Regions from separate parts of the Homo sapiens genome. Here region 2 is linked to region 1. Evidence: read pairs that join two places in POLR2A ChIA-PET (ENCODE). Cell type or tissue: CD4-positive, alpha-beta T cell. All regions are shown on one strand. Links, peaks and the distances in the headings refer to the core of each region. The heading gives the core; the rest is flanking DNA. Region 1 overlaps NOSIP (nitric oxide synthase interacting protein). Region 2 has its middle 5.6 kb from the start of MIR150.

Region 1 (2,903 bases), core at 108-2,607:
CTACCATCAGAGGTAGGTCATGGGAAGTGTCCAAAGGTGAGCTGCTCCGATGGCCTCGGCAATGCTCTGAGAGCCCTACACCCCATTAGAAGTATGTTCCTTTCCATATGTTCCACACTATGAAACAGATGCTAGGATCATGCCCATGTCCCATGTGAGAATACAGAGGCTCTGAGGATAAACTGCTCATCCAGGGTTCCCTGGCTGTGCAGGTGGCCAGACCCACGCACACAGCCTCCTCCTGGCGGTTCCCTTGCTCTCCCCACCCAGACCTACCCATCCCTGTTCCCAGCTCACGTGACAACAGGATCGTGGCAAGGCTGCAGGGAGAGACAACAGCAGTCGAAGTCCTTCACGGCATCCCGGCTCAGTCGAATGTTCTGGGTCCCATAGCCCGAGGCCGCTGGGGACAGAGATGGGCAGAGTGATGGAGGGGCGGAGCAACAGGAGACATGTCCGTCTCCAAAGCCCCAGAGAGAGGCACAGAGACAACGCGGTGGTGGGGGTGGGGGACTCAGAGAGAAACAGGCAGTTGGGAGCCGCTGCCTGTGTGCTGGGGCCACGGGCTGAACCCACAGGGAGTTGTCAACCCTGGAGGGTGAGAGGCAGACAGGCCTGGTCACTGAGTGGCAGCTTGGTGGAGGGGCTGACGGCTGACTCCCCTCCACCCTTCTGACTGTGACCAAGCTCAAGTGCCTGTCCCTCTTTGGGCCTCAGTTTCTTCCTCTGGAACATGGGGTAACAAGAGCACCCTCCCTGACACTCTGTTGGGAGGAGTGAGTTCATGCGCAGAAGGCAGAGAACACAGTGCCGGGCCACATGGGGTCATGGGATCACCCAGCTGTTGTTTACATGGTCATGGCCATCAGTGTATATCGGGGGCGGGAGAGAGACAGGGACAGAGGAAGCAAAACCTGGGGCACGAGGGGAGAGGGTGACTCCAAGACACAGCCATGTCCCGCCTCTTCCCACCCCAGCCCTGCACCTGTGTCCTTCTTCTTCTCGTGGTAGGTGTAGACGGCCCCTGCGGTGCAGTTCTTGCCATGCCGCGTCATCCTAGGGAGGAAGGGACAGTGGCAGGACTGTGGTTACCGGAGGCAGGCAGCACAGGGAAGACCTCTGCAGCCCTCAGAGCTGATCTGCCCCCCTTGATGGGAAAGCGGAGGCGGAGAAGGGGGGTGAGGTGGAAGAGAGGGAGGGCATGTGGTCGCCAGGCCTCCTCCAGGAAGTCCTCCTTCCAGACTCACCTAGACTCATTTATATGTGAAAATAGCACCTTTAACAACAAAACTCTTTGTTTGGAGGTAAGAGGGTGAGAGACCAGAGTTCAAATTCTAGCCACTACTTCAGATTAGCTAGGGTGGTGGCTGTGCCATTTAATGGAGGGGAAAAAAAAAGACACCAAGGGGGCCACTATTGTTGATGAATCCACTCCACCTTCCCTTCCCCTCTCATATCTGTAAGCTCTGACTGAGGCCAAGGCGTGGACCAGCCCAGTGATTGGCTCAAGGCTGGGCACTTAGCTAAGGCTTGACACTTAGCTAAGGCTTGACCCAATCGCTGCCTGCCAGTCCACTAGCGACTGGATCTAGCAGCTGTGATTATGTCTCAGATCGACCGATCAGAGGGCAGGTCAGAGTAGGGCTCTGTGTCTAGGGGAAGAGCTACCTCCACTCCCACTGCAGGTAAAGGAGGAAGAGAAGACCCCAGAACCCTGGAGCTCAATTCAAAAAGCAAAGCTTTTTTTATTCTGTAAGTTTTCAAACACATACAAAACCAGAATAGTATAAGGAACCCCCATGATGTACCCATGTCCTGCGGTCCAGCAGCTGTCAACATTTTGCCACCTTACTTTGATACCTTTGATCATTCCCCATACTTAAGGGCAACCCCCACCCTTTTAAATGACTTTATTGAGACACAATTCACATACCATAAAATTAACCCTTTTAAAGTGGTTTCAGACCAGGTGTAGTGGCTCACGCCTGTAATCTCAGCACTTTGGGAGGCTGAGTCAGGTGGATCACTTGAGTTCAGGAGTTCAAGATCAGCCTGGCCAACATGGTGAAACCCCGTCTCTACTAAAAATACAAAAATTAGCTGGGCGTGGTGGCACACGCCAGTAATCCCAACTACTCGGGAGGCTGAGGCACTGAGAATCACTTGAGCCCAGGAGGCAGGGGTTGCAGTGAGCCGACATCATGCCACTGCACTCCAACCTAGACAGAGCAAGGCTCTGTCACAATTAAAAAAAAAAAAAAAAAGACATTGCCTAAGCCAAGATAATGCACATTTATTCCTATGTTTTCTTCTAGGGGTTTGATCATTTTAACTTTTACTTTTTGAGTTAATTTTTGTGTATGGTGTGAGGAAGGGAGCCCCCTACTTTTCTGGAGTTCATTTGTAAAAGGAGAAGCCCTGAACCCACAGAGGCTGGGCAGCTTTCACCAAGACTGCTTGGCCAGTAAACAGCCTGCATGCCTGTTTGTTTGTTTGTTTTTTGAGACGGAGTTTCACTCTTGTTGCCCAGACTGGAATGCAATAGCATGATCTTGGCTCACTGAAACCTCTGCCTCCCAAGTTAAAGCGATTCTCCTGCCTCAGCTTCCCAAATAGCAGGGATTACAGGTGCCTGCCACCACGCCTGGCTAATTTTTTTGTATTTTTAGTAGAGACGGGGTTTCACCGTGTTGGCCAGGCTGGTCTTGAGCTCCTGACCTCAGGTGATCCACCTGCCTCAGCCTCCCAAAGTGCTGGGATTACAGGCGTGAGTCACTGTGCCTGGCCCCTGCAGGCTTTTTTATCCCTTAAAATGATTTAGAGCCAGGCTCAGGGCTCACGCCTGTAATCCCAAAACTTTGGGAGGCTGAAGCAAGAGGACTGTTGAGCCCAGGAGATGGAGA
Region 2 (2,903 bases), core at 203-2,702, 55 kb before region 1:
CAGACTGCAATCCCAGCACTTTGGGAGGCCAAGATGGGAGGCTCTCTTGAGCCCAGCAGTTTGAGACCAGCCTAGGCAACATAGGAAGACCCCATCTCTACAAAAAAAACTTAAAAATTAGCCAGGTGTGGTGGTACGTACCTGTAGTACCAGCGACTCGGGAGGCTGAGGTGGGAGGATCGCTTCAGCCTGGGAGGTCGAGGCTGCAGTGAGCTATTATCATGCCACTGCATTCCAGCCTGGGTGACAGAGTGAGACCCTGTCTCAAGAAAAAAAGTAAAAATAAAAGACCGATGGATGTTTCAGAGGTCAGTATAGATTTAGCTAGAACATTCTAGCAGAACACCAACGATGTTCTAGATGAGTTTGAGGAACACATCAAGCCTTCCCAGGGACATTCATTCTACAAATGTTTATTGCGCTGTTCCCCAGGGATGGCTGCAAGAGTGAGCAAGACAGCTCCAGCCAGAGCCTGGTGTCAGAGCCTGCAATCCAGTGGGATCCCTGGGGGCCCAGCCTGGCTGCGGAGTGGGGGCGTTAACAGGAACCGGGGGCTACTATGGACGCCCTGTGTGCCACGTGGAGCCTTTGGCCTGCTGAAGCCTCTAATGAAATAGTAGGTTGGGCCGGGCATGGTGGCTCATGCCTGTAATCCCAGCACTTTGGGAGGCCGAGGCGGGTGGATCACAAGGTCAGGAGATCGAGACCATCCTGGCTAACATGATGAAGCTCCGTCTCTACTAAAAAAAAAAAATTAGCCAGGAGTGATGGCAGGTGCCTGTAGTCCCAGCTACTCAGGAGGCTGAAGCAGGAGAATGGCGTTAACCCGGGAGGCGGAGCTTGCAGTGAGCCGAGATCGCACCACTGCACTCCAGCCTGGGTGACAGACAGAGACTCCGTCTCAAAAAAAAAAAAAAAAAAGAAATAGGTTGGTGCAAAAGCAATTGTGGTTTTTTGTTTGTTGTTTGTTTGTTTTTGAGTCTCACTCTGTTGCCCAGGCTGGAGTGCAGTGGCACAATCTCATCTCACTGCAACCTCTGCCTCCCAGGTTCAAGCGATTCTCCTGCCTCACCCTCCCAAGTAGCTGAGATTACAGGTGCCCACTACCATGTCTGGCTAATTTTTGTATTTGTAATAGAGATGGGGTTTTGCCATGTTGGCCAGGCTGGTCTCAAACTCCCGACCTCAGCCTCCCAAAGTGCTGGGATTACAGGCGTGAGCCACCGTGTCTAGCCAGCAATTGCGGGTTTTTTGTTTGTTGGTTTTTTTCAGATGGAGTCTTGCTCTGTCACCCAGACTGAAGTGCAGTGGCACAATCTCGGCTCATTGTAACTTCCGCCTCCCAGGTTCAAGCGATTCTCCTGCCTCAGCCTCCCAAGTAGCTGGGACTATTCAGCGAGTGCCACCATGCCTGGCTAATTTTTGTATTTTTAGTAGAGACAGGGTTTCACCATGTTGGCCAGGCTGGTCTGGAACTCCTGACCTCGTGATCCGTCTGCCTCGGCCTTCCAAAGTGCTGGGATTATAGGCGTGAGCCACCGTGCCCGGCCTGCAATTGGGGTTTTAATGGCAGAAACCGCAATTACTTTTGCACCACCCTAATATAAAGACACAATTATTATCCCCATTTTCCAGATAAAGAACCTTTGGCTGGGAGAGGTGTACCTGGAAGAGTCGTGTTTTGGTTTTGAACTCAGGTGTGATTGCCCCCCAGGTCAGTAGGGGGCACTATTGTGTAAGGGTGGAGAGGAGGGGCAGCGGTTAGGTGGTTCAGGGTGCACAGCTCAAAGCTGCCTGGGGCCATTCTAGGCACAGAGGCAGGGGCCAGGGCCGGCTTTAAGGCCAGCTCCTCGTGCAGTCTGAGGAGTGGATCAGAAGGGACCAGCACCTGGTGAGTGCTCTACTTGAACCATCTTGAAACTGGAACCAAGGGGACCACATTTTTGTTTTATGCTGAGTGTGTCCTGCCATGGGCTTTTCCTTTCCCTTCCCCTTCTCCTTCCCCTCCCCCTTCCCCTTCCCCTCTCCTCTTCTCTTCTCTTCCGTTTTTTGGAGACGGAGTCTTGCTCTGTCGCCCAGGCTGGAGTTCAATAGCGCAATCTCGGCTTACTGCAACCTCCGCCTCCTGGGTTCGAGTGATTCTCCTGCCTCAGCCTCCCGAGTAGCTGGGATTACAGGTGCGCACTACCACGTCCGGCTAATTTTTGTATTTCTAGTAGAGACGGGGTTTCACCACGTTGGTCAGGCTGGTCTCGAACTCCTGACCTCGTGATCCGCCCACCTCAGCCTCCCAAAGTGCTGGGATTACAGGCGTGAGCCACCGGCGCCCGGCTCTTCCGGCTCTTCTTTTCTTTTTCCTTTTCTTTCTTTCTTTTTTTTTTTTTTTTGAGACAGGGTCACACTCTGTCGCCCAGGCTGGAGCACAGTGGCGCGATCTCGGCTCACTGAAACCTCTGCCTCCCAGGTTCAAGCGATTCTCCTGCCTCAGCCTCCTGAGTATCTAGGATTACAGGCACAGGCCACCAGGCCCAGCGAATTTTTGCACCATAGAGATGGTGTTTCGTCATGTTGGCCAGGCTGGTCTCGAACTCCTGACCTCAGATGATCTGCTCGCCTTGGCCTCCCAAAGTGCTGGGATTACAGGCATGAGCCACCGCGCCCGGCCTTGCCAGGGGCTTTCTACTGCACTATAGTGTGGACTTCAGGACATTGTAGCTGTCCTGGGGGAGCCCAGGTGACAGTCTAAGGGGGTTCTAATAGAGCCCTGGGGACATGACAGCAGGATCCCAGGGGGAGAGAGGGTGTAGTCAGGGCTCATTAGAACAGAGCCCTGAGGATCTGATGCAAGTCAACCAGCTGATGCTATAAATGGGCTCCAGAGACATTGCAGGAACCCAGGGCAT

What was found. Peaks named below come from ENCODE experiments on the same cell type or tissue, not always from the same donor. Only the 100,000 strongest peaks of a DNase experiment are listed, where the experiment ranks them.
Region 2: POLR2A ChIA-PET joins it to region 1 with 10 read pairs; 26 of 35 experiments call an interaction of 5 or more read pairs at or near these places.

The regions. Positions count from the first base shown.
Region 1 is chr19:49,559,637-49,562,539 of GRCh38, forward strand. It overlaps NOSIP (nitric oxide synthase interacting protein), which reads right to left. Exons shown (of 9, transcript NM_001270960.2): 2 at 986-1,056; 3 at 298-403. The coding sequence starts at 1,055. Among named protein-coding and RNA genes, the nearest start is that of NOSIP, 19 kb to the right of the region's middle. RefSeq lists an enhancer at 963-1,012. In CD4-positive, alpha-beta T cell, for the core only: no CTCF peak of the experiment used is centred there; DNase peaks (open chromatin) are centred at 485 and 1,115; H3K4me3 peaks cover 1,583 bases; H3K27ac peaks cover 2,500 bases.
Region 2 is chr19:49,505,034-49,507,936 of GRCh38, forward strand. No RefSeq gene overlaps it. Among named protein-coding and RNA genes, the nearest start is that of MIR150, 5.6 kb to the left of the region's middle. In CD4-positive, alpha-beta T cell, for the core only: CTCF peaks have their summits at 1,694 (motif pointing right) and 1,894; a DNase peak (open chromatin) is centred at 1,748.